2 separate regions of the Homo sapiens genome follow, and region 1 is linked to region 2. Evidence: chromatin loops called from intact Hi-C (ENCODE). Cell type or tissue: B cell. All regions are shown on one strand. Links, peaks and the distances in the headings refer to the core of each region. The heading gives the core; the rest is flanking DNA.

Region 1 (16,015 bases), core at 827-8,826, 1.6 Mb after region 2:
AGCCGAGATCCAGCCACTGCACTCCAGCCTGGGCAACGGAGTGAGACCCTGTCTCCAAAAAAAAAAAAAAAAAAAAAAAAGGCTGGGCGCGGTGGCTCACCCCTATAATCCCAACACTTTGGGAGGCCGAGGCAGGCGGATCACCTGAGGTCGGGAGTTCGAGACCAGCCTGGCCAACATGGTGAAACCCCGTCTCTCCTAAAAATACAAAAACTAGCCGGGCGTCGGGGTGGGTGACTGTAATCCTAGCTACACGGGAGGCTGAAGCAGGAGAATCGTTTGAACCCAGGTGGCAGCGGCTGCAGTGCGCCGAGATCGGGCCTCTGTACTCCAGCCTGAGCAACAGAGCGAGACTCTGTCTCAAGAAAAAAAAAAGAAAAAAAAAGGAAACTATTTCTAATGCAGCTTTAAAAGAATGAGTTTTTCCAGAAACAAAGGCATCCCAGACCGCCGAGATAAGATATACAAATATGTCAAGGGAAATGAAAAACATTTAGCAAACAGTACCTTTAATAAAGCTTAGCTGCTATTATTACCATTATCATATTCTATCAAATCTAAGCTGCCAGCAATTGTAAAATCAATATTTTATTTATTATGTTAAGAAAAGAAATGCTGAAATTAAATACAATGGTTTCTAATTGCTTAGATTTGTTATGTATACTTACAGAAACAGCTCTTTTTAACTTATTTAGACATAGATTTGTATCTTACCTCGCACTGCTGTTTCCATGTCTTCCTGTGCACATAAGAACTTTTTAATGCCAAATTATAGGGTAATCTATTTGGAGATATATTTAATAGTAATTTAAAATAACACATGTAATTCCAAAATTGCACAGAGCTCAGTCGAAGCGATGACACCATGAACTGCTACGACTCAGTATACATATGAGCGATTGGCCAACATCTCCTGATTTCGGAGACATTAAATGTGCATCATAGCATCAATGATACAGAGTATTATCATCGTTATTAAATACATGGCGGCCAGGTGCGGTGGCTCACACCTGTAATCCCAGCACTTTGGAAGACCAAGGTGAGAGGATAGCTTGAGCTCAGGAGTTGGAGACCAGCCTGGGCAACATGGTGAAAACCTATCTCTACCAAAAATACAAAAAATTAGCTGGGCGTGGTGGCATATGCCTGTAGTGCCAGCTACTCGGGAGGCTGAGGTAGGAAGATTGCTTGAGCCCGCTTGGCAGAGATTGCAGTAGCTGAGATCGCACCACTGCACTCCAGCCTGGGTGACAGAATGAGACCCTGTCTCAAAATAATAAATAAATAAATAAATAAATAAATAAATGGCTTTAGGAAGGAGTTTGGTGCATTCCGAAAACCAAAGGAACTTCAGTTCATGTTGAAAGTTAAGTGCATGCAGGGAACAGAAGAAGCAATAAAAATAAAGTTGAGGCCAGGCATGGTGCCTCATGCCTGTAATCCCAGTACTTTGGGAGGTGGTAGGTGGGAGGATCCCTTGAGCTCAGGAGTTCCAGACCAGTCAGTGCAACAGAAAGAGACCCTGTCTCTATATTTTAAAAAAAAAAAATTTATATGGAGTTTATCTCTGTCACCCAGGCTGCAGTGCAGTGGCACAATCGTGGCTCCCTGTAGCCTCGATCTCTGAGGTTCAAGCGATTCTCCTGCCTCAGCCTCATGAGTAGCTGAGATTACAGGCATGCGCCACCACACCCAGCTAATCTTTTTGCATTTTTAGTAGAGACAGGGTCTCACCATGTTGCCGAGGCTGGTCTCAAACTCCTGACCTCAAGTGATCTGCCCACCTCGGCCTCCCAAAGTGCTGGGATTACAGGCATGAGCCACCACGCCTGGCTATATAAATTTTTTTTAAATTATAAATAAATAAATTTGAGAAGTTGGTATAGCCAACTTCTCAATGAGCCAGATTGGTATAGAAACAAGAACACACATTCTTTAATGTTGAATTGAAAAACCGTCTTTATTGTATTGATGCCATTTTCCTTTGACTTTTATTATTACTTATGAAAATACATTAAGGTTCACCTGTGAATGAATCCGTGAGGCTTCAGTCTTCTCTCTCTCTTGCATAACAGCAGCCCAACTTAGTAACTTCTTCTCTACCTGCTGGTTCAGAACAAGAGCCCCAGTGGTCTGGGGACAGTCTCATTACATGTCCAATGTAATGAACAATGACTATGTTCTCTAGGGCAACTGTTCCTCCCTTGGGGAGTAAGTCTTCCAAACCTACTGAGCCCAAGAATTCATAAATGAATTATTAGGTGTAAAAGAGAGAGGAACTGCTCCTATCTCCACCCTTTGATAACCAGACCCATGTTCTAACTGTGGGAGAAGCAGTACTATATTTTAGCTGTTGGTATAAGGCATATGCCACAAACAGCGGCCCAAACTCACAATGTGTTGGCTCTTGACTAGCGCTATAACTGAATCTCCAAAAGGTTATTATTCTGCTTTATTATAGCACCTACATCTGAATGATGGGGTTCCTGGCAAGACCAAGAAGTTTCTTCACTACAATTTTCTCAGCATAAAATAAGCTCCTTAATCAGAAGCAATGTGTGGAGTACTATGATAATGAATGAGGCATCCATAGATGATGGAGCTGGCAGAAATATTGCAGGCAGGGAAGTCAAATCTGAATTTGGAATATGAATCTATTCCTGTGAGGACAAATCACTGCTCCTTCCATGATGGAAAGGATCCAGTGTGTAGTTGAATGATTGCAAAAAAAGCCCCAAATCTCCCCCTCTCGGTATGTATACCCCTTGAAGTGTGACTTTGAAGGTGCTTTTATTAAGAGATGAAATCTATATTATCACCCTTTGAATTTGTGCTGGCCTTGTGACAGGCCAATACAATGTGGTAGAAGTGACAGCGTGCTAATTTTGAGTCTAAGCCTCAAGGTCCACCCACATACAATTTCCCAGACCTTTTGTTTGATTTTGGACCCCCACCATTGCCATGACAGCAAATCCAACCTGGCCTGCTGAAGAGTGAGTGACCACATGGAACACAGGCAAATTGACCCACCTGAAGCCATCTGAGACCGGCTCCGCCCCAGCTAATCCACCAGCTGACTACAGATGTATGCGTGATCTCAGCTGAGACCAGAACTGCCCAATCTGTAGGCCTGTGAGAAATAATTAATAGCTGTAGTCTTAAGTCATTACATTTGGGGGTAGGAAATTGTCACACAGTCAGGCACTCCCTAAGCGCTAAGTTAAGTTGCCACACTTCATCTGGTAAGGAGACAACAAGCCCAAATGATTTAGGCAGTTGATTATTCACAGCATAGCAGGTGGCATGAACTCCAAATTTGTTTCAGTTCTCCTTGCCAACCAAGCACCATGGCAGTTATACAGGTGAATGCCATGCACACAATAGATCTGTAACAGCTGAGAACACTGAGCTTAGGAACTTCCCATTCTTGAAAGAGGACTGCTGAGAAACTTGTCCTCTGGAGGCAGACTTTATTATACTGGTCAGGAAACAAATCTGCCTTCCACCCCATGGGGGACATTTTTTTTTATCACTCTGAAATGTTTCCAGGATTTGAGGACCATATTAGCTTTATTACCCTGGAATATAAGTAAATCTGCTCCCTGCTCCTAAGCAGCTTTGCAAACATCCTCAAACAAAGCTGTTGATGCCATTTGCTCAGAAACACCAGAATTTTTCCCAGCAGTTTGCTAACTGATTTGCAGTGCAATAAACCTCCCACCAAGAAGTGCCTGGTACCCTCTGAGAATAATACCATATCAGGGGCTTAGTGTTGGTCTCTCTCTACTATTGGCAGGTTGGACATACATCAGTGGCTAGATTAGCTTTGGTGAGAGGAAGTCTGTACTGTGCAGCCCATGAATAGCCTCTATCCCTGCCATTATGGCAGGGATTTTTGTTCATGTCTCCATCGAGCAAGCACTGAGCTGCTGGGGAAAGAGGCTGGCTGACATCCACAGGTTGGATCATTGTGCCCTTGATTTTTGAGACCCTCTTCTAGAATGGGTGCCCTCTGGTGGACATTCACAAGGAGCACAGACATTTACACCTATACCAGTTTCCCAGGCTTTCTTATCACCCATCTTCCACTCTTGAACTTGCCAAGTCTCTGGCCAACCAGGAATGGGCCCTGGGTATGCAGAAGGACCTAACAATCAGCCTCCCAGGACACTAAGCACAGCAGTAAAGAGCAGATAATGAGTGGGGGTTGGGAGAAGGCAGCAGAAGATGAGGGAAATAAGTAGAGAATTAAAAACAAACAAATAACAACAACAACAAAAACAGGTACCCTAAGAGAAAAAAATGTAGAACTGAAAACCTGATGCAGTGCTATGAACTGGGATATCTTCATGAGGGTAATCTACAAAGGTTTACATCTTTCTTTGTGTTTTTCCTTTAGATTATGTTGACAGTTACGTTTAGCATACGGTTTTAAGATTTTCTCTTCTGACTCTATAATTTTCTTTGGTTAGTCCCAACAGATCTAAGAAGTTTCATATATTCATACAAATGAAGCAGAGATTGCCTTTTGAACATGATTACTATCATTGCTATTTTGGGTTTTGTTGTTGTTGTTGTTGTTGTTGTTGTTTGAGACAGAGTCTTGCTCTTGTTGCCCTGGCTGGAGTGCAATGGTGCAATCTCAGCCACTGCAACCTCCGCCTCCCGGGTTCAAGAGATTCCCCTACCTCAGCCTCCAGAGTAGCTGGGATTACAGATGCCTGCCACCACACCTGGCTAATGTTTGTATTTTTAGTAGAGACAAGATTTCACTATGTTGGCCAGGCTGGTCTCAAAACTCCTGACTTCAAGTGATCCACCCGCTTCGGCCTCCGAAAGTGCTGGGATTACAGGCGTGAGCCATTGCACCTGGCCTGCTATTTTGGCCTTTCTGTTAGGAAAGAGGAAGGGAGGAGATAGTATTAATGAGTAGGCAACCAACAATGTTCTTGTAATTCATGTACTTGTAATTTTTGTGTATATGAGACAGGGTCTCGCTCTGTTGCCCAGGCTGGAGTGCAGTGACATGATCATGGCTTGCTGCAGTCTTGACCTTCCAGGCTCAAGTGATCCTCCCACCTCAGCATCCTGAAAAGCTAGGACAGCAGGCTTGTGCCACCACACCCGGCTAATTGTTTTATTTGTTTGTTTGTTTGTTTGTTTTTTGTAGAGGCAGGGTCTCACCATGTTGCCCAGGTTGGTTTTAAACTCCTGCCCTCAAGTGATCCTCCTGCCTTGGCCTCCCAAAGTGCTAGGATTACAGGTGTGAGCCACTGTGCCTAATTTATATCTTTTTTTTTTTTTTTTCGAGATGGAGCTTCGCTCTTGTCACTCAGGCTGGCGTGCAATAGCACCATCTCTGCTCACTGCAACCTCCACCTCCCGGGTTCAAGCTATTCTGCCTCAGCCTCCCAAATAGCTGGGATTACAGGCACCTGCCACCATGCCCGGCTAATTTTGTATTTTTAGCAGAGATGGGGTTTCACCATGTTGGCCAGGCTGGTCACAAACTCCTGACCTCAGGTGATCCGCCCGCCATGGCCTCGAAAAGTGCTGGGATTATAAGCATTAGCCACCGTGCCTGGCCTTATGTTTATATCTTTTTGGATATTTCTTTTTTGTACAGTCTTGTAAGTCCCACTACCTTAAATCTTTTTTGGAGCAAATATTTAATTAAATTACATTGAATTAAATGAGCATTCTCCTCACCTTAATTTTAAGCCATCCATAAATGTAATTTTAATAGCAGCAAAACATTACATTATACAGACATAATATAATGACTTAAAACTATTTATTGCTTCTCAGAATAGGGTATTAAAAGAAAAAATACTGCTTATTTCCAAAAGTTTTGCTATCGTGAGATAAAAATGTTTTGTTTTTTGTTTTGTTTTGTTTTGTTTTTTGAGACAGAGTCTTGCTCTGTCGCTCAGGATGGAGTGGCATGGTGCAATCTTGGCTCACTGTAACCTCTGCCTCCCTGTAACCTCTGCCTCCTAGGTTCATGGAATTCTCCTGCCTCAGCCTAACAAGTAACTGAGATTACAGGTGTGCACCCCCATGCCCGACTAATTTTTGTATTTTTAGTAGAGACAGGGTTTCACCATGTTGGCCAGGCTGGTCAAATGAACTTGTAACCTCAGGTGATCCACCTGTCTTGGCCTCATAAAGTGCTGGGATTACATAGGTGTGAGCACAGCGCCCAGTCAATAGTACGTTATCTTAACTGTATTATGGATTGAGAGTTGGGGAGGTATTGGAATTGCCTTTGTTTAATAAAATAGTTTGGAAGTTGCTTAGGAGGAGAGTCATTATCTTAAGAACATGCATGCAATCTAGAACCAAGCAACAAAGGAGGTAGCTAAACTGGAGCATGGTCTTCTCTTTGCAAATAGAAGGAACACGAGAGGGCTCATGGAGAATTGTCGTGTTTCTAAAGCCTTGGTTTGGAACTGGCACACTGTCATTTCCACACATATTCCATTGGCTGGCATAAGTTAGTGAGGCAGGGAAGAATAGTCCCACCCACGGTGGAGCATGGCAAGAAAATGGAAAGAAGAGAGAATAGTTAACAAATACAATCTACTAGTAAAAAGTCCCCAGTGATGGGATGATTTGCACACTATTAAGAATAAATATGTCCAATAGTCAATTGGGAGTTGTGGTTCTGTATTATAAATCCTCTCGCCTTAATTGCCTATATTTTCCACCATCAGCTGTGTGCACAAATAGGTTAGGGAGTGGCATTTATAAAAAAAAAATTAAAGACCTGTATGTTAAATCTGGTGAACATTGTGTAGAACAGCAACAATGGGTTTAAGACACACAGATGAGGAGAAGAAGTGGAAGACCAGAACAGACCTTGAGAACACAAGCACTCCAGGAATGTGCAGAAAACTTAGGGAGGACATTACCTTTCCTCAACTCATGAAACTGAGATGTTAAGCAATCCTGTTTAGATCTTAAGGAGCAGGATGTCTCCAGTGAAAATGCAGGTGACAAAAATATCTGAATCTCTTAAGTACTGCCTTGAAATCTAATCTCATAGGAGTAATTACTGATCAAAGTATGGACTCTTTTCCCCAGGCTCTTGATAATGTTGAATTTCTTCATGATGAAAAGATTAAGTAGACATTCAAGAATGTCCACCCTAAATTGTCAGCCATATTAAAACCAAGAAAGGAAACCATAGACCAACCTTGAAAATAAGAAAAAAATATACAAACAGATGTGATTCCTGAATTATAATGCTCTTTGAAAATGACTGTTCTGAACAATTTTGTGGTTGAATTTAAAACTCCATACGTATTAATTCCTTAAACTTCAAAAGTTAACAATACTGTAAATAGGTAAACAGTTGTCTCTGATGTCAAGTCAAACAATATTTTAAGTCTGACAAGAAAGATAGGTAACTGCCAAAGTAAATATCTCAAGCAGCTATGGATCATGACAGGCTTTATTATATATACAGTACTTATAAAATCACAAGCTGTGGCCAGGCACGGTGGCTCACACCTGTAATCCCAGCACTTGGGGAGGCCAAGGCGGGAGGAGTGCTTGAGGCTGGGAGTTCGAGACCAGCTTGAGCAACATGGTGAAACCACTTCTCTACAAAATATATAAAAATTAGCCAGGTGTGGTGGCGTATACCTGTGGTCCTGGCTACTTGGGCTGCTGAGGCAGAAAAATCACCTTGAGCCCAGGGAGGTTGAGGCTTTGGTGAGCCATGATCGCACCGCTGTACTTCATCCTAGGTGACAGAGTGAGACTCTGTCTCAAAAGAAAACAAGCTAAAAAAACCAAAAAACAGAAAACTAAACCTTTGGACCTCATAGTAAAATGAAAAATTGAAAAAGAAATTCTGAAACAGTCACAAGGGAACTTTTTTTTTTTCTGAGACAGAGTCTAGCTCTGTCGCCTAGGTTGGAGTGCAATGGCATGATCTCGGCTCACTGAAACCTCTGCCTCCTGGGTTCAAGCAATTCTCCTGCCTCAGCCTCCTGAGTAGCTGGGATTACAGGCACGCACCACCACACCCAGCTAATTTTTGTATTTTTAGTAGAGATGGGGTTTCACTGTGTTTCCCAGGCTGGTCTCGAACTCCTGACCTCGTGATCCACCTGCCTCGGCCTCCCAAAGTACTGGGATTACAAGCGTGAGCCACCATGCCCGGCACAAGGGAACTTTATGTATGCTATCATCCATCTCACGTGGCTTCAGTTTAAACATTTGCTCTACAAAAAGATGGGCATAGTGGCTGCTCTCTCTGTTTAAAGATGTGAAGGATGTACAGCCCTGATACTTCCCAGAAGGGTCTGTAAGAGACACCGTGACTTTGGCCTTGCCCTTGCCCTACATTGCTTTTAGCCTTGAAATTTTGACTCAGCAATATCAGAGCCCTAAAATGTGCTGGATATTTTCAAATATGTTACTTGATTTTACTCTCTGTATTAGTTTCCTGAGGCTGCCAACCACAAACTTGGTAGCTTAAAACAGCAAACATTTATTGTCTCACAGTTCTGGAGGCTAGAAGTCCAAAATTCACTTATTGGCAGAACTGTCCTCTCTCTGGAGGCACTAGGAGAGAATCTGTACCTTGCCTCTTCCAGCTTCTGGCTGCTGCCACAGCATTCCTGAGCTTGTGGTCATTTTTATTTATTTAATTTTTTAATTTTTTGAGGCAGGGTCTCACTCTATCTCCCAGCCTGAGTGCAGTGTGATCATGGCTCACTGCAGCCTCGAACTTCCAGGCTAATGCAATCCTCCCACCTCAGCCTGCCAAGTAGCTGGGACTACAGCTGTGCGCCACCATGCCTTGCTATTTATTTATTAATAGAGATGGGATCTCGCTATGTTGCTTAGGCTGGTCTCGAATTCCTGGATGCAAGTGATCCTCCCCCTCAGCCTCCCACAGTGTTGGGATACAGGTGTGAGCCACTGTACCTGGCCTCTTATAAGGATTTATAAGGAAAGATTGTCTCTGGATTTAGGATCCACCCAGATAATACAGGAGAATCTCCTCATCTTCAAATCTTTAACTTAATTACGTCTGCAAAAATTCTTTTTCCAAATAAGGTAACATCTATAGATTCTGGGGATTATGAGGTGGACATAGCATTTGGGGGACCACCATTCAACCCACTGCACTCTCACAACCTTGTGGAGCAGATCCCCTTTCAAGAACTCCCCCAGAGTTTCTTGCTTAAGAACACTGTAATAGATGAGCTGCCATTCAAAGTAAGGTCTCGGACAGTCGCAGTGGCTCACACCTGTAATCCCGGCACTTTGGGAGGCTGAGGCAGGTGGATCACTTGAGGTCAGGAGTTCGAGACCAGCCTGGCGAACACGGTGAAACCCGTCTCTACTAAAAATACAAAAAAAAAAAAAAAAAAATTAGCCGGGCATGGTGACAAGCGCCTGTAATCCCAGCTACTCGGGAGGCTGAGGCATGAGAATCGCTTGAATCTGAGAGGTGGAAGTTGCAGTGAGCGGAGATCGTGCCACTGCACTCCAGCCTGAGTGACAGAGCGAGACTCCGTCTCACAAAAAAACAAAGTAGGGTCTCTGGTCGAATTCCAGTGCTCCTTCAATTATGCCACACCTTGTTGACATCGCCATAGAACAGTAATAATACGGACATACCTCATTTTATTGCATTTGCTTTATTGTGCTTCACAGATATTGCCTATTTTATAAATGGAAAGTTTGTGGCAACTGTGTTTTGAGCAAGTCTACAGGTGCCGTTGTTCCAGTAGCATATGCTCGCTTGAAGTCTCTGTGTCACATTTTGGTAGTTTTCACAATATTTCAACCCTTTTCATTATTTTATATCTGTTATGGTGATCCGTGATCAGTGATTTTTGATGTCCCTATTCTAATTATTTGGGGCCACCACAAACAACATCCATATAAGACGGAAAACACAATAAATAAATGTGTGTGTTCTGACTGTCCCACTGACTGGCAATGCCCTGTCTCCCTCCCTCTCTTCAGGCCTCCCTATTCCTTGAGATACAACAATATTGAAATTCCCTGACACAAAATAATATTGAACAGTTAATAGCCCTACATAATGGCCTCTAAGTGCTCAAGTGAAAGGAAGAGTCCCAGGCCAGGCATGGTAGCTTGCGCCTGTAATATCAGCAATTTGGGAGGCTAAGACTGGAGGATTGCTTGAGCTCAGGAGTTTGGACCAGCCTGGGCAACATAGTGAGACAAAAAATAAAATTAGCTGGGCGTGGTGGCACATGCCTGTGGTCCCAGCTACTTGGGAGGTTGAGGTGGGTGGGTCATGTGAGCCCAAGAAGTTGAGGCTACAGTGAGCTGAGATTGTGCCATTGCACTACAGCCTGGGCAACACAGCAGATCCCCATCTCCAAAAAAATAAAAATAAACAAAGGAAGAGTCCCACATCTCCTACTTTAAATCAAAAGTTGGAAATGATTGGCTGGACGCGGTGGCTCATGCCTATCATCCCAACATTTTGGGAGGCCAAGGTGGGAGGCCTGCTTGAGCCCAGGAGTTGGAGACCAGCCTGGGAAACAAGGCAAGACCCCATCTCTACAAAATTTTAAAAATTAGTTGGGTGTGGTGGCACACACCTGTGGTCCCAGCTACTCAGGAGGTTGAAATGGGAGGATTGCTTGAGCCCAGGAGGTCGAGGCTGCAGTGAGCCATGATTGCGCCACTGCACTCCAGCCTGAGCAACAGGGCAAGACCCTGTCTCAAAAAATATGTAAAAATGAAAGAAAGAAAGGAAGAATCAATTGATGTGGCAAACTTCTCTGTTGTTTTATTTTATAAAATTGCCACAGTCACTCCAACCTTCAGCAACCACCATCCTGATCAGTCAGCAGCCATCAACATGGAGGAAGAGCCTCCACCAGCAAGAAGATTATGATTCAGTGAAGGTTCAGATGATGGTTGGCATTTTTAACAATAAAGTATTCTTAAATTAAGGTATATGCATTGTTTTTTAGACATAATGCCACTGTGTACTTAATAGATTATAGTATAGGCTGGGTCCAGTGGCCTGTAATCCCAACACTTTGGGAGGCCAAGGCAGGAAGGTTGCTTGAACCCAGGAGCTCAAGACCAGCCTGGGCATCATAATGAGACCTCGTCTCTCCGAAGATCAGAAAACTAGCTGGTCATGGTGGCTTGCATCTGTAGTGCCAGCTACTGGGGGCACTGAGGTGGGAGAATCACCTGAGCCCAGGAGGTCAAGGCTGCAGTGAGCCATGAACCCCAAGCCACTACACTTCAGCTTCAGTGAGTATAGTATAGTGCAAACATAACTTTTGTACGCAATAGGAAACCAAAAAATTCATGTGCCTTACTTTATTGTGATATTCGCTTTATCGTGATGGTCTAAAACTGAACTCACAGTATCTGTGAGATATGCCTGGACTAATATCCAATGTTGATTGAGCTTTTTCTAAGTCCCAGGTGCTGCCACAAGTACTTTTTATTCCATTTTATTTATTTATTTATTTATTTATTTATTTATTTTTGAGACTGAGTCTCGCTTTGTTGCCCAGGGTGGAGTGCAGTGGCACAATCTCGTCTCACAGCATCCTCTGCCTCCCAAGTGATTCTCCTGCCTTAGCTTCCTGAGTAGCTGGTATTACAGGTGCCTGACACCACATCCAGCTAATTTTTTTTGTATTTTTTGTAGAGACAGGTTTCTTTGCCATGTTGCCTGGGCTGGTCTCAAACTCCTGGCCTCAAGTGATCCACCCGCCTTGGCCTCCCAAAGTGCTGGGATTACAGGCATGAGCCACCACACCTGGCCTTTTTTCTTTTTTTTTTTTTTGAGACAGTGTCTCACTTTGTTGCATAGGCTGGAGTACAGTGGTGTGATCACAGCTCACTGCAGCCTCAACCTGCGCTCAAGTCATCCTCTCATCTCAGTCCCCCGAGTAGCTGGGACTACAGGCCGGTACAACCATGCCTGGCTAATTTAAAATTTTTTGTTGAGACAAGGTCTTATTATGTTGCCCAGGCAACATAATAATAGTGAATTTGAGCTCAAGTGAGCTCAAGTGATCTGCCCACCTAGGCCTCCCAAAGCACTGGGATTACACGCATGAGCCACCGTGCCCAGCCAGGTCTTTTTAAAATATCTCCATGTCTCTGTTCCATATATTCAATCTTTCCACTAGCTTCTTTAACACATACAATAGGGTTACAACCACTGTTTTAAGTCTTTGCCTACTATTTCTACCATCTCTGGTTTTGTTTATCATCTATCATCATAATTTCTGGATCAGTTTCTACCGATTAATTATTTTCCTCCTGTGGGCTGTATTTTTCCACTTTTTTTGCAAGCATTATAGTCCTAGACAAACTCCTCAGCTTTTTTTATAGGCATGGTTAAGTAACTTGAAAAGTTTGATTCTTTCACTGCTTGCTTCTTTTTTTTTTTCTTTTTCTTTTTTTTTTTTTTTTTTGAGACAGAGTCTCACTCTGTCGCCCAGGCTGGAGTGCAGTGGTGTGATTTCAGCTCACTGCAACCTCTGCCGCCTGGGTTCAAATGACTCTCCTGCCTCAGCCTGCCAGGTAACAGAGGTTACAGGCATGGGCCACCACTCCTGGCTAATTTTTTGTATTTTTATTAGAGATAGGGTTTCACTATGTAGGCCAGGCTGGTCTCAAACTCCTGACCTCAAATGATCCGCCCACCTCAGCCTCCCAACGTGCTGGGATTACAGGTGTGAGCCACCGCGCCCGGCCCTGCTTGCTTTTAAGCTTTAAGTAGAACCAGAACAGTATTTAATTTAGGGTAAATTTTCTCCACTGCTAATGCAAGACCTTTTTACTCTGAGTCCCTGTGAATTATAAGGTCTTTCTCTCTGGCTGTTGGGAATATGCACTTTTCCTGGTCCTGATCTCTGGACACTGTTCCTACTAATCTTTTCTCTACCCAGCTTTGGGTGGTTTCCTCGCATATGTGCACTGATGAGTACGGCACTGAATACTCAAGAGGGACCTCATGCAGATCTCCAGAGTCTTCTCTCTGTGGAGTCCTCTCTTCTCTGATACTCTGCCTTGAAACTCTTGTTGTTTGGCTTCCTGGGATTCCCAGATCTTTCTCTTCAATTCAAGGTAACTCCCAGTCTCTGCCTGGGTTCCCCTCCCTGCACCAGGCCTTGAATATCTTCTCCAGTCAGCAAGCTGGAGTAATCATAGGACCTATCTCATTTGCTCCCTGTCTCTGAGTTCCTTGTCCTTAGTTGCCTAATGTACAATGTGTTGAGATCTGTTGTTTCACATATTTTGTCCAGTTTTTCGTTGTTTCAGGTAGAAGGGTAAATCCAGTGTCTGTTACTCCATTTTGCCCAAAAAGGGACATCTCTAGGGATATTTATCACAATTGCTTTGAAGTTCTGCTCTCCATATCCTCTTTCCTCCAAGAAACATTCTGTTATTTTTGTTTCTTCCTATTATTTAATTTAATTAATTAATCTATTTATTTATTTATTTATTTATTTATTTTTGAGACAGGATCTCACTCTGTCACCCAAGCTGGAGTGCAGTGGTGTGATCTCAGCTCACTGCAGCCTCCACCTCCTGGGCTCAAGCAATCCTCGTGGCTCAGGCTCCCCAGTAGCTGGGACCACAGGCACATGCCACCGTGCCTGGCCATTTGTTTGTTCCTAATTTTAACATTATAAGCTTTCTTCAAATGTCTGTCTCTTGGCTGCGCACAGTGGCTCATGCCTATAATCCCAGCCCTTTGGGAGGCTGATGCGGCAGATCACTTGAGCCCAGGAGTTCAAGACCAGCCTAGGCAACATGGCGAAACCCCATTTCTACTAAAAATAGAAAAATTAGCTAGGCGTAGTGGCACACACCTGTAGTCCCAGCCACTTGGGAGGCTGAGGTGGGAGGATCACCTGAGTCCAGGAGGCAGAGGTTGCAGTGAACCAAGATCATGCCACTGCACTTCAGCCTGGGTGACAGAGTAAGATCCTGTCTCAAAAAAAAAAAAAAAGTAAGTTACTGAAAACAGCAAAAGAGCTGATTTGAACCTCTGTATAGGTATAGCAGAGCTTGCCGGTTACATCTCTAATATTCACTTTCTCCCTCTCTCTTAAAGAACACAATTGTGTGGAGATGGTATTATGCCCAGCACACACACACACAAACAAACACAAAAGCAATTACATTTTCCAGTCTCTCTTGTATACTGTGTAGAGGTGTGGCCATATGTCACAATTCTAGCCAACAAAATGTAAACAGATGTCATTGGTTGGGACTTCTGGGGAAGTCCCTTAAAATGAAGTGTATCTATTTTCTATTAGTGAATGACAAACCACTCCAAAACATAGAGGGGTTTTATTTATTTATTTTTCATTTTTCTATTTCAAACTACAATCATCAATAGAACAGAGAGGTTTAAAACATCATTATTTACTCATGATTCTGCAATTCGGGCAGGTCTCCACTGAGCAATCCTGGGGTCACTCACTCGGCTGGGTCATCTGGTAGTTCATTTGGGGCTTGATAGCCTCCTCTATTCCCCCTCTCATAACCTCTCCAGTGGAATTGCCTGGTTTTCTTTTATGGCAGTGGAAGCATTCCAAGAGAGCAAGGCCCATGCACAAATGCTTATGAAGCCTTGGCTTGTGTCATATTTGTTGATGTCCCATTGGCAAACAAGTCACATCACCAAGCCCAAAGTCAAAGTCGCAGAGGGCTATGCGGTTCTATCATTGAGCAGTGAAGCAGCCTACAGCTACTCTGGGAAGCATTCGTGTCGCCAGATGTGGAGGCAACCCTGGAGTTGGTGAAGGAGGCAGTTTTTTGGTAAGCCTGGAAGTAGTTGTAACACCACTTGCTCGATATGGGACCCTCTTAGGACATACCAAAGGTCTTGTGCTCAGAACAATCACATAGAATAGCAAGTTGGGAACTTTTCTATATATAATCCTCAAGCCTTTAGTTAAATGTTGATGCATATTATCCCTGGCATTAGCATGGTGTGTCCATGCTCAGACCAAAGTAATAAAGAGGAAAAAAAATCCCACCAGTAACGTCCATTGATGGTAGTTCTACATAGACCCTAGGAAAATCATGATCCGGGAAATGCAGCAATTTGAACAATGGGCCAAGTGGTACTGATTAGCCTGGAGCAAGGTAATGATTTAAAAAAAAAAAAAGGCTGGAACAAAGAATGATTCACACTACAAGTACACCACCACCAATCCCAAGGACTCCCAGAAGCAGCTGAAAAAGACTTTGATGGAGAGGGAAGTCAAAGTTCTTAGGCCAAGTAGATATGGACTTAGTGCATCAAGTAAGTTTGGATCAATATCAAAGTAAAAAAGGGAGACTGTTGTAGACTAAGAGACTAAAGCTGTTTTTCTCAAATTTTGATGAATTTTAGAAATGCCTGAGGAAGATTTTTAAAACCCAATGGTCAGACCACACCCAAAACAGTTAAATTAAGGTCTCTAGGGATGGAGCCCATATTTCTTAAGGCTACTTGACTGATTGATTCCAAAATGTGACCAAGGTGAGAATCTCTGAACTGAAGAAAACCTAACAACCAAGTGTAATGCATGAACTTTGATTGGACTTTTTAAAAAGACCATAAAATACATTTGTGGAACAATTGTCAAAATAGATAATACATTACATGTAATATTTTAGATTTGTTAATTTTTTTTCTTTTTTTGAGACAGAGCCTCTCTCTGTTGCCCAGGCTGGAGTGCAATGGCACGATCTTGGCTCACTGCAACCTCCACCTCCCAGGTTCAAGCAATTCTCCTGCCTCAGCCTCCCAGGTAGAGGGCACTACAGGCACACACCACCATGCCTGGCTAATTTTTGTATTTTTAGTAGAGATGGGGTTTCACTATATGGCCAGGCTGGTCTCAAATTCCTGACCTCAAGTGATCCACAAGCCTCGGCCTCCCAAAGTGCTGGGATTACAGGCGTGAGCCACCATGCCCAGCCTAGATTTGTTAATTTTTAAAGAAGTGATAATGTGGGCTGAGTGTGGTGGCTC
Region 2 (15,293 bases), core at 7,294-15,293:
ACATGCTCCTGTCTACAGTTCAGGGATGGGCATGTGACCCAGATAGAGCCCATAGCAACAGAGCAAGGAGATTTTGGTAAGACTGTTCATGAGATGGCAGGTGCTCTTTTCTGCTGAGGCTGTAAGCAGGGTGGATGATGTAAACCTGGGGCTGCTGGGAACCAACAGATGGAACCTGAGTATGAAGCGAACACAGATAGCAGAGCTCAGAGATGAGGAGATACTAAGACTGGCTCTGTTTGAATCCCTAGATCAGTAATGCCTGAAGCCAAAACTACCCCACAACTTTTCAGTTAGTGAACAACAAACATTCTTTTTTTTTTTTTTTTTTTAAGAGACAGGGTCTCACTCTGTCATCCAAACACAACATAGCTCACTGTAAGCTCAAATTCCTGGGCTCAAGCCATCCTCCTGCTGTAGCCTCCTGAGTATCTAGGACTAGAGGTGCGCATCACCATGTCCAACTAATCCATTGTTTAAGCCATTTCATTCATTTGTTCATGTTTGTCACCAAAAGAAAAACAAAGCCTAATTGGTATAGGTGGGCTTTTTGTTTTCTTTTCTCTCTCTTTTTTTTTTTGAGGCTGGAGTGCAGTGGCATAAACAAGGATGTCTCATTTCAGCCTCCACCTCCTGGGCTCAAGTGATCCTTCTGCTTCAGCTTCCTAAGTATCTGGGACCATGGGTGCATGCCATCAAACTTGGATAATTTTATATATATATATATATATATATATAGTAGAGACAGGGTTTTGTCATGTTGCCCAAGCTGGTCTCGGATTCCTGGGCTCAGGTGATCCTCCTGCCTCAGCCTCCCAAACTGCTGGGATTACAGACATGAGCCACCATGCCTGCCCTGTTTTAATTTTCACTTTTTAAAAAATTAATCAACTTGATTTTTTAGAGAAATTTTAAGTTCATAGCAAAATTGGGGATATTGTGTATATCCCATCCCCATACATGCACAACCTCCCTCACTATCAACATCCTGCACCAAAGCGGTGTGCTTGCTACAATCAATAAACTTACACTGACATAGCATCAGTCACTGAAAGCCCATCATTTACACCAGGGTTCACTCTTGGTGTTGTCCATTCTATGGGTTATGACAAATGTATAATGCCACGAATCCACCATTATAGTGCTTTTTACTTTTATTGAGATACAATCTATATAAAGCACATAAATCATTTACGTACAGCCTAATAAACTTTCACATATGCAATATCTATACATATAGCCCCTACTCAGATCAAAATATAGAAGATTGATAGCATCCTAGTAGGCTCCCACGTGTTCTATAGGTCGCTCCCTAAAGGTATTTACTATTCAGACCTCTATCACTATAGATTATTTTCAACTGCTTTTGAACTTTATATAATATAAATGAAATCTCACCCTTTGATATCCAAGAATTGTTTTATTTTTGTTTTTTAAGCCACATGCATGGATATGTTCTACGGTCATCATGGCATATTTATAAGTAGCTAAATCTTCTACATTTTATCTCCAGCATTGGACCATGGTAACTGACATTCAGAATAAACACTTTTTTTTTTCTTTGAGACAGGTTTTCACTTTTTCACCTAGGCTGGAGTGCAGTGGCATGATCATGGCTCACTGTAACCTCAAATTCCTTAGCTGAAGCAATCCTCCTGCCTCAGTCCCAAGTAGCTAGGACTATGGATACATGCCACCACACCTGGCTAATTTTTAAAAAATGTTTTTATAGAGATGGAGTCTCACTATGTTGCCCAGGCTGTGAATAAACACTCTTAAAATGCTGCAAGTTTCAATTTATTAAACATATTCAATACGCTTTTCAAGAATCTACAATTTGCCAAGCACTATATTAAAGGCTGGATATAATAAAAAAGGGGTGTAGTTCCTTCCTTCAAGGAGCTTTGGCATTGGCAACTACCATGGAAACAAGCAATTATATTCTATATTATTAAAGAAAGAATAAATTTCATTCATTATCTGATACTGGGAAAGTGGGGGTATAGATTTGAGGAAGAACGTTCATTTACTGAAATATTTATTGTGCTCATCTAGGTCCTGGGCATGGAGAATACAAAGAATCTTGGCCTATGCCTTCTAGAAGCTTCCTACCTGCTAGAAGGAATTATTATCTCAATACAGTCTGATAATTACCTAAAGTATGGCATGAAACAGGTGCCTTGGGAACCTACAGGAGGAAAACTGATTGTGCCTGGTGTGGGAGGAGGTGAGGCTTCTAAAAAAGAGGGAATTTGGCCAAGTCTCTTGGACAAAGAGCAGAGTGCAGTGGGAGCATCCCAAAGATTGATCTCCATGCTTCCACTTTTACACTCTTATTCTCATTCTCACAGTATCAAATATTATGTCTAACATTTGAAAATGGCCTGGCATTTTCTCCTAAAGTTGAACACATGAATATTTAACTTTAGGACAAAAGTTGACCCAACAATTTCTCTAAGTCTTGGGTTCAAATGACTTAGAGAAATTCATAATTTCAATAGGCGGCATGAACAAGAATATTCAGAGCAAACTGTTCACATGAACAAAAACAATAAAATGTTCATCAATGGGAGAATGGGTGAAAAAATGGATAAATTCACACAATGGAGAAACAACAGTTAAAATAAATGAACCATAGCAACATGCGACAATATGGATGACTCTTAGCAATATAAATAAAAACAGTAAATAAATTCTAAAATATTACATACAGCATCACATACTTTTCATGGTATAGATTTTTTTTTTTTTTTTTTTGAGACGGAGTCTCACTCTGTCGCCCAGGCTGGAGTGCAGTGGCGTGATCTCGGCTCACTGCAAGCTCCGCCTCGCGGGTTCATGCTATTCTCCTGCCTCAGCCTCCTGAGTTGCTGGGATCACAGGTGCCCGCCACCACGCCTGGCTGTTTTTTTGTATTTTTAGTAGAGGCGGGGTTTCGCTACGTTGGCCAGGCTGGTCTCAAACTCCTCACCTCATGATCCTCCCGACTCGGCATCTCAAAGTGTTGTGATTACAGGAGTGAGCCACTGTGCCCGGCAGTTCTATAAATTTTAACAAAGTTTTTGTAACTACCACTACAATCAAAATACAAAGCAGTTCCATCACCCTCCCCCAACTCCAAACCCTTGGCAGCCATTGATCTGTATGCTGTTGTGATATTTGTACCTTTTGGAGAATGTCATACAAATGGAATCATATAGTATGTAACCTTTGGATATTGGCTTCTTTTACTCAGAATAATGCCTTTGAGATTCACCCAACTTCTTGTGTGTATCTTACCTCTTTTTTATTGCTCAGTAGTATTCCATTGTATAAATGTACCACAGTTTACTTATTCACTCACTGAAAGACATTTGGTTATTTCCAGTTTTTGGTGAATAAGAACAAAACTGTTCTAAACACTCATGCATGTTTTCATGTGAAATTTTTCATTTCTCTAGGCAAAATGTGTACGAATGTTATTGCTGAGTCATATAGTAACTGTTTGAAAGTTTACAAGAAAATGCCAAACTGCTTTCTAGAGTGGCCATACTATTTTGCATTCCTATCAGTCATGTATGAGAGTTCCAGTTGCTCTGCATCCTCACCAGGAGCTGGTGTTGTCAATGTATTTTATTTCAGCCATTCTATTAGGTGGGTAGTGGTATTGTATCATGATTTTATTTGATTTAAGAGACGGGGTCTCACCATATTGCCCAGGGTGGAGTGCAGTGGCTATTCACAGACGCAAGCACGGCACACTACAGCCTCGAAACCCTGGGCTCAAGTGAGCCCAGCATCTGGAGATGTCTCCTGTCTCAGCATCTGGAGACAGTCTCTGCACCCAGCTGTGACACTGTCATTTTACTTTGCATTTCTCTTATGGCTAATCATGTTCAGTATGTTTTCTTGTGCTTATTCCCATCTGTATATCCTCTTCGGTGAAGCGTCTTTTGCCTATTTTAAAATGGGGTTGTTTTCTTACTTAGATACAAGTCTTATGTCTGATAAGTGTTCTACAAGTATTTTTCTCCCAGTTTGTTGCCCACTGTTGCATTCTTTTAATGGTGGCTTTCACAGAGCATTGCCTTGGCAGCTTTGTAACAAATCAATTGACCTCAGACTACCACTTATAGAAAGAGTATATTTACTTTTCCCTATTCCTTCAGTTAGGTGCAGCTAAAAACCCTGGACACTATATGTAAAACATTATACATAAAACAAATGTAAGAAGAATCTGAAAGGTGACAAGAAGGCAGACCACCTAAGGATCTGGAACCCAAGGAATACACAGAAATGAGTTCCCTGGGTTTTCTTTTATATATCCCAGATTGGGTACTGGAGAAGCTGGCAACCCAGAAATGCCAATGGGCACAGCATTTTTTTTTTAAAGCCCTAGGAAAAGCCTGCTCTGTCTAGTCAAAGGACTAGGAAAGCAGCAGCTTTGCAAGACAGAACATTTTTAGATGATAATGTCTCTACTCCAGATAAGTACCACGGGAAAAAAACTACAACCCAACCCCCACCCCCACCAGCAAAGGCCAGGTTCTAATGAGACCACTCAACTTCCTTTCTCCATTTCTGGGTTCATGTCAGAGAATACACAGGGGGAAGCTTAGACTTTCATCCTCAATGGACAGTAACAAGGCCCTCTCCTAATACTTGCCCCTCACACTTGTCAGCCCACCACATGTAAAACATGGAATTTCACCTGTACCTGGTGGCAAAGAGGTGCCCTTCCCTTCTCAGGTGGGATGGTGTCAGACAAGGCCAAGTGGAGAGTTGGGACTTTTACCTCCAACCAGTGGTAATGAGGCCACCCCCAAACCCCCACCTAGCTAAACTGAAATGTATGCATTTCCCAAAATTCTTATGTTTATGCCTGTGAGTTGGCCATTGCTATTTCTTTCTCGGATTTTAATAGCCTTTCCTCCTTTTTCTGTTGAACTTCTATCTTTTAAGGCCCTACTTGCATGCTGTCTTCTTGGTGACTTTTCCTTACTAGCTCCTAGGAAGTATTAATGGCTCCTTAACTCTTTTCTTTTCTTTTCTTTTTTTTTTTTTTGAGACGGAGTCTCACTCTGTCGCCCAGGCTGGAGTGCAGTGGCAAGATCTCCATTCACTGCAACCTCTGCCTCCCAGGTTCAGGCCATTCTCCTGCCTCAGCCTCCCGAGTAGCTGGGACTACAGGCACCCGCCACCACACCCGGCTAATTTTTTGTATTTTTAGTAGAGACGGGGTGTCACCGTGTTAGCCAGGATTGTCTCCATCTCCTGACCTCGTGATCCGCCCGCCTCGGCCTCCCAAAGTGCTGGGATTACAGGAACTCTTTTCTTACAACTTGCTAATACCAGCTAGGTGCGGTGGCTCACGCCTGTAAGCTCAGCACTTTGCGGGGCAGAGGCGGCTGGATCACCTGAGGTCAGGAGTTGGAAGACCAGCCTGGCCAACATTGTGAAACCCCATCTCTACTAAAAATACAAAAATTTGCTAGGCGTGGTGGCACACACCTGTAATCCTAGCTACTCGGGAGGCTGAGGAAGGAGAATCGCTTGAACCCAGGAGGCAGAGGTTGTAGTGAGCCGGGATCACGCCAGTTGCACTCCAGCCTGGGTGACAAGAGTGAAACTAAAAAAAATTAAAAAAAAAACAACAAAAAAAAAACACACTTGCTAATACCATGAACACCATATTGTATGGCAATTATCTGTGTATGTGTCTGTCTCCCCCACTAGATTATGAGTATGTGAAGGGCAGTTGATCATGTTTAGTAATTTGTTTCTCCGGAGCCTGACAGAGCTTCACCCACAGTGGGTGATGATAAATGAACTTTATATGTAAATTCTTTAACTGAAATTATTTTTAGAAGAAAGAAAAGATATAGCTAGCCTTTAGAATTATTCTCATGCTTAAAAAGCATACTTTTTGGTTACCCAAAGCCTCTGCTTTTATCATGTTAGTATGAAGCTGGTATGCTGTTCTATATAGTTTGTTTTCAGATTGATCTTTTTCCCCTTTAGTTCCTTCTACGCACACGGATCATTTTGTTTTTTAAATTTAATATTCATCCATCTAAAAAAGGTATCATGACATGGCTGGGCACAGTGGCTCCTGCCTGTAATCCCAGTACTTTGGGAGGCCAAGGCGGGTGGATCACCTGAGGCCAGGAGTTCAGGACCAGCCTGGCCAACATGGTGAAACCCCATCTCTAGTAAAAATACAAAAATTAACCGGATGAGGGGGCACGTGCCTGTAATCCCAGCTACTTGGGAGGCTGAGGCAGGGTTAATTGCTCGAACCTGGGAGGCGGAGGTTGCAGTGAGCCAAGATCATGCCATTGCACTCCAGTCTGGGTGACAAGAGCGAGACTCCATCTCAAAAAAAATAATAAATAAATAAATTTAATATTCATCCATCTAAAAAAGATACAATGACATGGCCTGGTGTGGTGGCTCACGCCTGGACTCCCAGCACTTTGGGAGGCTGAGGCGGGTGGATCACAAGGTCAGGAGTTTGAGACCAGCTTGGCCAAAATGGTGAAACCCCATCTCTACTAAAAATACAACAATTAGTGGGGCATGGTGGCGCACGCCTGTAGTCCCAACTACTTGGGAGGCTGAGGCAGGAGAATCGCTTGAACCTGGAAGGCGGCGGTTGCAGTGAGCCGAGATCGTGCTACTGCACTCCAGCCTGGGCGACAGAGTGAGACTCCATCTCAATAAATAAATAAATAGATAAATAAATAAATAAATAATTGGTCTCAAACACTGGCTATATTTTATGGAAAATAAAGAAAGCCTCTGAAAGCAGAACCTAGAGGCTTGAGGGTAGGGTCGAGAGCTGTAGAGAATCATTCCTAGAGATCATTAATGCCTCTGAGAGCGGAACCTAAAGGCTTGAGGGTAGTCAAGAGCTGTAGAGAATCATTCCTAGAGATCATTAATGCTTCTGAGAGCGTAACCTGGAGGCTTGAGGGTAGAGTCAAGAGCTGTAGAGAATCATTCCTAGAGATCATTCCTGATCAAGGAACTAGCATCAGAGCTGTTATGAATCAGTGGCCCTGGCGTGCCTCCTTTATTCCCCTTTCTGATTAAGGTCTACAGTGGTTTTTCCATGCCTGTCCCACCATTGTATGTTGGATGTGTGGGGAAAAGGTAACTTGTCTCTTTAGTTCCCGAGTCTTTACACTGAAAGCAACTGCACCTAAGAAAACTAACCCATATCTGGACTTGATTTAGGTGACAAGATCTTGGACCTCAAACCTAAGCATGTTGCCAAAATGGGAAGACTTTGGGTGGTAGGAATGAGTCCATTTGCATGTGGGAGGAATATGAACTGTTGTGGACAGAAGATAGACTATGGCAGTTGATATTTCTAAAAATGAGCACAGTAATATTCTGGTGTTCCAGGATGCTACTATGCTTCTATCAAGAGATAAAATCTATTTCCCCTTTCCTTGAACCTGGGTGGGTCTGTGACTGATTCCAGACAACAGCCAATGTCAACTGCTGGTCTTATGAATGAACGAGCCCTCATAAGATTCCAGACCTCAGTCTTCAAATTTCCCTTGCTGATGTCAAGAGGAGTAGAGATTAACTGTCCCCACTAAGTCCCACCCAAATTGGAGATTCATGAGTAAAACAGATAATTTAGGCCACAGCAATGGTTATGGAATCACAGATAACCAGACCTCCTTAACACCTGTGTGTTTGGGGGAAGAGTCTTCTGGTGATATTTGAATTTGGACAAATGAGTTTTCTCTAGGGCTTGGTTTCCTCAACTGTAAAATGGAACAATAATTACCAAGTCATAGGAATGTTGTAAGGTTTAAATAAGATAAGCAAGGTGTTCTTTTCATAATGGGTCTGTAATAAACGCTACGCAGTATTATTTCAACTTATTCCCACCAGTTGTTCTAGCTTTACTGCTTTGTACAAATTCACCTTCAGAGTACGTGAGTTTTATATACATTTATACAAACATATATAAAATCTGATTTTATATCTAAATCTCTCTGTATACATATTGCAACATTATAGCTTCTGTAACACTCTTGGATCACTTGCTCTGGGGCAATCCAGTTACTATATCCCAAAGATGCTCAAGCAGCCTTATAGGGAGGTCTACATAGTGAGAAATTGAGGCCTCTTTCCTTGCTGACTTTCCAACCAATGTGAGTGAGGTACCTTGGAAGCTGATCCTCCAGCCCCAGTCAGCCTTCAGATAGCTGCAACTGCTTGGGAGACCCCAAGCCAGAACCACCCAGCTAAGCCACTCTTGATTCCAATAGAAAATGCAAAAACTGTATAAAAATTTAAAAAATTATTCTTGTTTTAAGTCACTAAAGTTTGGGATAATTTTTCTTATGCACTAAGAGTTAACTAACAGCTATATCAAACATGAGGAAAGATGGGAAACTGATCACAGGTTGAGGACTATTTCGGGGTCGATGGAAGGACAGAGATGGTTGAATAAACTTGAAAGTACTGATTGAGACTGAATTTGAAATAAATAACCATGGGGTCCAGGACAGAAAGGAAAAAAAGTAAATCCAGCAAAGGGGAACAGATTTCTTTTTTAAAAAAATTTTTATTTATTTTTTTGAGATGGAGTTTCGCTCGTTGCCCAGGCTGTGCAATGGCGCGATCTCGGCTCACCACAACCTCCGCCTCCTGGGCTCAAGCTACTCTCCTGCCTCAGCCTCCCGAGTAGCTGGGATTACGGGCATGTGCCACCATGCCTGGCTAATTTTGTACTTTTAGTAGAGACGGGGTTTCTCCATGTTGGTCAAGCTGGTCTCGAACTCTCGATCTCAGATGATCCGCCTGCCTCGGCCTCCCAAAGTGTTGGGATTACAGGCGTGAGCCACCGCACCTGGCCAGGGGAACAGATTTCTGTGTATTTTCCCAGACTAGAGGTAGTTATAATCATGTCTAATAGGATAGTAAGTCTCAGTTTTCCTTCTTTGGTTGAGTGTAGAGTGGCTCTCATTTAATTCACCACACATTTCCTGGAGCCAAAGTGCTTTTATTTAAAATCATGGCTCTGTTACTTACAAGCTTGTTACCTTGGGCCAGCTATTTAACCTCTCTATGCCTTAGTTTCTTCATTCATAAAATGGGGATAAAAGTGTATCTGTAAGGTTATAGTAGAGATTAAACAAGTTAATGTGTATAACGTGATCTGGAATACAGAAAGTCCTATGTAAGTATTAGCTATTATTCTTATTATATGCTAGGCTCTACAGTACACAGACCTGATTGGTTCCTCTCCTCAAAGAGCTCGTTGTCCAGTCAGGAAGATTTTCTTTTCTTTTTTTTTGAGACAGAGTCTTGCTCTGTCGCCCAGGCTGAAGTGCAGTTGCGCAATCTCAGCTCACTGCAACCTCCACCTCCTGGGTTCAAGAGATTCTCCTGCCTCAGCCTCTCGAGTAGAGTACCTAGGACTACAGATGCACAACACCATGACCGGCTAATTTTTCTATCTTTAGTATAGACGGGATTTCACCATGTTGGCCAAGCTGGTCTTGAACTCCTGACCTCAAGTGATCAGCCCACCTCGGCCTCCCAAAGTACTGGGAATACAGGCATGAGCCACCATGCCCGGCCAGGAAGATTTTCAAATAAATGGCCATAATTCAGTGTTCTGAGCTCTGTAACAAGGTGTACACTGAGTGGTAGGGGAGCAGAGGCAGGGATGTCTGTCTTATCCTAGAGGGAAAGACAGGGGCAGGATAAGCTTTTTGAGGAAAAAGTTTGAGTCTAATCCTTAAGGAAGAGCATGTTGGGAACATTTGAGACTATAAAGCAGTCACAGGCAGCATGGGAAAGGTAGTTTCTGACTGCAAAATAAATACGGTTAGGAGAAAAGGGAAGATGTGAACTGTAGTATGTAATGACCAGCACCATCAACATCACCTGGGGGCCTGTTAAGACTATAGGATCCAGGCCTTACCTGATATCTATACTACCAATATTTGCGTTTTAACAAGATCCTCAAGCGGTTCCTATTGACCATTAAAGTTTAGAACCACTGGTCTAGAGCATAGGCTCTGGAGCCAACATAATCAGGTTTAAATCCCAGCTTTAGCTTTTTTTTTTTTTTTTTTTTTTAAGATGGAGTCTTGCTCTGTTGCCCACGCTGGAATGCAGTAGAGCGATCTTGGCTCACTGCAACCTCCACCTCCCTGGTTCAAGCAATTCTCCTGTCTCAGCCTCCCGAGTAGCTGGGATTACAGGCACATGCCACCATGCCCAGCTAATTTTTGTATTTTTAGTAGAGGTGGGCTTTCACCATGTTGGCCAGGCTGGTCTTGAACTCCTGACCTCAAATGATCCACTTGCCTCAGCCTCCCAAAGTGCTGGGTTTACAGGCGTGAGCCACCATTTACTTATGTGTGACTTTAGGCAAGCTATTTTGCTTCTTTCCTAGACTTTAGTTGCCTCCTTTGTAATTAGAGATAATAAAAGTTTCCACCTCATAAAGTTGTTCTAAGGACTGAATTACTATGTAAAATGCTTAGACCAGTATGTGGCACTTAGTAAGCACAAGGATTGACTATAATAATTCATCACTCATATGCTACTTCTTAAGGTCAGAGTCAGTTTTATAAGCCCCTTGTCTTTCGATTTGTACTCCATTGTAGAGGAGTAGACATTCATTGTCATTTTGACATTCACTGTAGAGGAAAGGACATTTGGAGGTCAGAAGACCTGGGATTACAAAGCCTAGCTCTCTTCCAATTCCTAGCTCCGTGAAATTTGGTGAGTCCTTGGTACATCTATGTTTTTCTCATTCATAGTATGAAAGACCTTAATCGTACCTGTCACACTGAAATGTTGCGAGGCTCAAATCAAATAATATATGTTAAAGTACAAAAATCCTCTATGAAGATTTCACTTACTATCTTTCCAAGAGTTCTTAAGCAACTGGATGCATAGGAAGGTCAGGGAGACAGCGGAGGGAGGGCCTGGTGATTAATATGTTCCACTTTACGATTTTCTGAAGGTGTAGGTTGGGTTTCAACAACAGTGACTTTCCTAGACCTCGGAGGGTATTTTTAGCTAATGGGCAAATAGTAGTAGGAAACTTAAATGCTGTTATTTACCTTCTCTTCCTAACCTACAGTTCCACTCAAGAACATGAAGAGTCTCATACGTTTGTATAGTGGTTCACAACTTACAACGTTTACGTGGTGCATCACAAGATCCCTATAGGGTAGTATTAACCCAATTTTTCAAGAAGGAAACTATGTCTGGAAATTGTAGAATGCACATTAAAAACTCTTTCTGACGAGCGTTTCTACCGGATCCGATGTTACCCAAAGTACAAAATTTAAAGAGGGAAGTCAATCACAAGATTTCATTGAATCTTCAGTATCAGGCAACTGGCTTCTATTTTATGGCCGCAAATAACTATATATTGGGCCCCTTTTCTCACCTGTAAAATAGGAACGAAAAGACCTTCTCCACAAATAAGATGAAATAAGAACAAAGGCTGAGGGTGAACCTACCACGTCGTAGGGCCTCAAATAAATTCCTTCTCCTTCTTGCCCTTGACAGAGATAGCACGAGATATCACTACCATTCCCACTTCACACGTGGAGGAAATCCAACGCGAGAACGCTCGGATTTCCCCTTCTTTACTTGCAACAACTCCGTAACCCGCAAATCGGCTACGGACAACTGCGATGTCCACTATGTTAGTTCTCGTAGCGTGGATTCTCTCTCCTCAAGATGCCATCTGGGGGGCTAGAGGCCACTAATAATTGCCCTCACGATCGAAGAAACTCGATCCTAATCCTCGACGGCACTTCAGGAACAAAGCTGCTCTCCCATCGTCCCTAACCTCACTACCGTAAAGGTCGCAGCAGAGCCCCTGCTCCAACCGCTAGCGCCATCTTGGCCGCTACGTGTGACGCCACACGTAGCAGAGAGCGCAGCCGATTGGCTGGGAGACGGCAGCCCAGGAGAGGCGCGCGAAGCCAGAGACAGGAGGGTATGCAGGAGAAACCAAGGGAACTACAATCCCGGCCTTCCTTGCGCGTACGACAGCAAACCTGGAGCGAAAGAGGTTGGAGTTTGGATTCGGACCACAACTCCCAGCACCCTCCGCGATGTCTGTCCTTTTCTTTCATAACGCGGAGGAAAAGAAGGACAAGATGAATGGAGGCCTTTTGGTGTTTGTTCTCCGAAAGGCGGGAAAAGCGAACTACACCTCCCGACTGGCCGCGCGCGGCTGCGCCTGCGCCCTGTTACCTGTCGCCATCTTGCCCCTTCAGAGGCACCGCAAACAAACCCAATTCCTGGTGTCCCCTAGTCTTGGCGGAGGAGCCTTTTAGATGAGCCCCGAAAGGCCGGGCAGGTGGGTGACTCTCAGGCAGGGTCCTGGGAAGAGCTGGCAGGCCAGCCAGGCTAGAGGAGCGCCGGGCCAAGCATTCGGAGCCCGGCTTGGGGCTCCCAGCCCCATCCTCCGTTGTTTCCTAACGGGATCGTGGGGCTCCCCGGGGTGGACTCAGGGGGACTCTGGCTGGCCTGGTGCTGGGACTCTGGGGGTTTAGCTCTGGGAGACTCCCGGTGAGTCCAGGTCGTCTGGCTGGGTATCCGCTGGCTTACTCTCTCTCGGTTGTCCTCTCCGCTGGGGAGGGAGTGAGGCGCGGGTGCCGGCCGGGACCCCTGACAACAGCTACTGGCCCAGAGGGGCTTGGGTCGTGGACTTGACATTGGGACCGGCGCCGAGAGGTCCGGGTGAGGAGCCTGGGCTGGCTGCTCTTGTTGTGGTGCTGCTAGGGAGTGCGTGTTTGGAGAGGGGGCGGGGCGGGCTTGTCTCCTTGACACTTGAGTGGGGAAGGATCCTACAAGATCCTGGTTCCCCGAGCGGGCTCCGGAAACTACTGCCCGGGTTTCCGATGCGTTGCGGCCCCGCTCTGGGGTCCCCTGGCTAGGACGCGCCGGGATGCCGTGACGTGGTGCTCGGTTCGAGCAGTCGCCGGCCGCCTCCAAGATCCTGTCGGGAGGCGGGGACTGGCTTGTGGAGGGAGAGGATTCCTTTGGCTCTGCCCCTTCTTCCTCCTCCCCACCCCTTTTCTTTATGTCATACTGCCGGCTGGGGCGCGCAGTCCAGTTCTTCTTGCCTTGGGTTTGTTCTGAGCTGAGAGGACTATGGGAAGTAGGGGGAGGGGGGCTCACCTCGGGACACAGAGTTGGAGTTAGCAGCCCCAGCGCCTGGAACGGGATATAGCAGTTATTTCGGTTCGGTGTCTGACTTCTAGGCTAGACAGTGAGCTCGTTCATTCATTCATTCATCCATTCGTTTTGCTCAGTCGCGTCAACCATTCACTTACCCATTTAACAAATACTTAGAGCGGCTCTACTCTGTGCTAAGCAGGTATTGCGCGTGCCCCCAGAGCCGTGTCTTTTTGTCTTTTACACTAGGAAATTCCCAGTTCTAAGTAAGTTCCTGGCAGCTCAACTGTTGGTAAATGGCTGTTTAATAACTACAGGATCAAAATTCATATTCCATTAAGACTTGAGAGAGTATATATATATGTGTGTGTGTGTATATATATATGTATATATATATGTGTATATATATATATGTATGTATCGTTCCAATTTTAGTATATGTGTTGCTGAAGCGAGCACGAGGAGTTATTTATTAAGTTTCTTTAACTTGCTAGGAGCTTTACAAATTTTATCTCATGTAATTCATAAATGAGGAAGCTGACAGGAGTCAACTTGCCCCAGGTTGGTAGTACCACCTGTTTATTAAATGAAATGCCAGCCACTATGAAAGAACTTTATATATAGTGTTCTTTAATACGCGTAACAAACTGGGTGGTATTACCTCTGTTTTATAGATGTGTAAAGCTTAGGCTTAACCAGTAAGTTGAAAAGTTGGGACTAGAAACCTAGAGGTGTCTGGCTCTAAAGCCTGTGTTCTTTCCACTGTGATAGTTCAAATGACTTAATTCTTGATTTCTCAAAAGTTGGAAAGTGTGGTGGTGAGAAAGGATTGTAAAATAGTAATATCTTTTTGGTTTACTTCTTAGCCTGTGACTGGATCTCCAGGTGAGTGGCCCCTTGAATGTACTTTGGTACTTTGGTAATTTGACTTTTTTTTTTTGTTCTGGTAGGGAGGACAAGCTCTTTGGGGCTACCAAACAGAAGCAGCAATGCCTGTTGTGTGGCCAACCCTTCTGGATCTCAGCAGGGATGAATGCAAAAGAATTCTTCGAAAATTGGGTATGACGTTCATTGTTTGTTTTTTACCTCTCTCTGATACCTTTTTTCCCTTTCTGCCTAGGTCATAGCTGTTTGCATGGATGTCATATCTCACGCTACATCAGAAATTCTTTGGAGATACAGTTCCCATCTTACTCATTGTTGTTTCCCTCAGTGCCTAACATAGTGCTTTGTAAATAGTAGGTGTGTGAATTGTAATAATACTAGTAGCTAAGATTTATTGAGGGCTACTTGGCTATTCTGAGTCTTTTTTATACAACATCTAATTTAAATATTTTAAGAATTAGCTTTGTCCTTTGAAAGCCTAAAAGGTAGGTGTTTTTTGTTTGTTTGTTTTGTCTCGTCTCCATTTTACAGATGAAGCTTAGAAGCCAAGGTAATGGTGATAGACATGGAGTCAGTATTTGAACCAGGGAGTATGCTTTCAGTCTCACTTTAACATACTCTTAACCTTCATGATTGTATGTGTCAATTACATACTATTTCTGAATTCTAAGTTGATGTAAGCCATGCTCACTTTTTCAAATTATATTTTACTATCAATAATAAAACACATTTTATGCTTGTAATTTATTATTTAGTGTTTCTTTTCCCTTACAGCAGCCTTTCTCAACCAGCATTGAGGGAAAGAATTAAACCCTAATGCTAAGGTATCCATTGTATGTAAAGAACTAACTTCGCCCTGTGCATCTAGAGTGCTATTAGTTATTACTTTCCTTGGGAAAATTGAGAAAAAGAGTTATTACTCAAATCATTTTGTGTTCTGTAGTTCAAATGAGGATCTTTGGTTGAGAAATGCTGCCTTAGACTATGAGGACCTTGTCTTATTTACCACTGTAGTCTCTGGCTAGCACAATAAATGAAATAATTGAAAAAAATAATTTGAAAAAGAAGATTAAATGTTTTGGCAGTGGATATGCATTATTTAGATATCTGTGATTTTAAAGGAAAAGTATAGGTCTTGAATTTAGACAGACCTGGGGTCTTGGTATTATTACAAATGACCCATGTGACCAAGGACAAGTTATTTATTCTTCCTAAATTTGTTGATAGTTTTGTTAAAACAAAAA

What was found. Peaks named below come from ENCODE experiments on the same cell type or tissue, not always from the same donor. Only the 100,000 strongest peaks of a DNase experiment are listed, where the experiment ranks them.
Region 1: it touches region 2 in a loop (10-fold over the local background); 4 of 110 quality-filtered maps call a loop at or near these places.

The regions. Positions count from the first base shown.
Region 1 is chr11:77,996,304-78,012,318 of GRCh38, forward strand. No RefSeq gene overlaps it. Among named protein-coding and RNA genes, the nearest start is that of INTS4, 9.6 kb to the left of the region's middle. RefSeq lists a silencer at 1,507-1,707. In B cell, for the core only: a CTCF peak has its summit at 3,980 (motif pointing left); DNase peaks (open chromatin) are centred at 3,328 and 3,998; H3K27ac peaks cover 2,300 bases.
Region 2 is chr11:76,432,786-76,448,078 of GRCh38, forward strand. EMSY (EMSY transcriptional repressor, BRCA2 interacting) reads left to right here and starts at 12,233. Exons shown (of 22, transcript NM_001300942.2): 1 at 12,233-12,343; 2 at 14,115-14,223. The coding sequence starts at 14,154. EMSY-DT (EMSY divergent transcript) reads right to left here and starts at 11,895. Exons shown (of 2, transcript NR_186348.1): 1 at 11,493-11,895; 2 at 1,140-3,041. RefSeq lists enhancers at 11,238-11,873, 11,874-12,510, 12,211-12,440, 12,641-12,690, 12,731-12,800 and 1 more. In B cell, for the core only: no CTCF peak of the experiment used is centred there; DNase peaks (open chromatin) are centred at 12,056, 13,016 and 13,126; H3K4me3 peaks cover 2,637 bases; H3K27ac peaks cover 2,501 bases.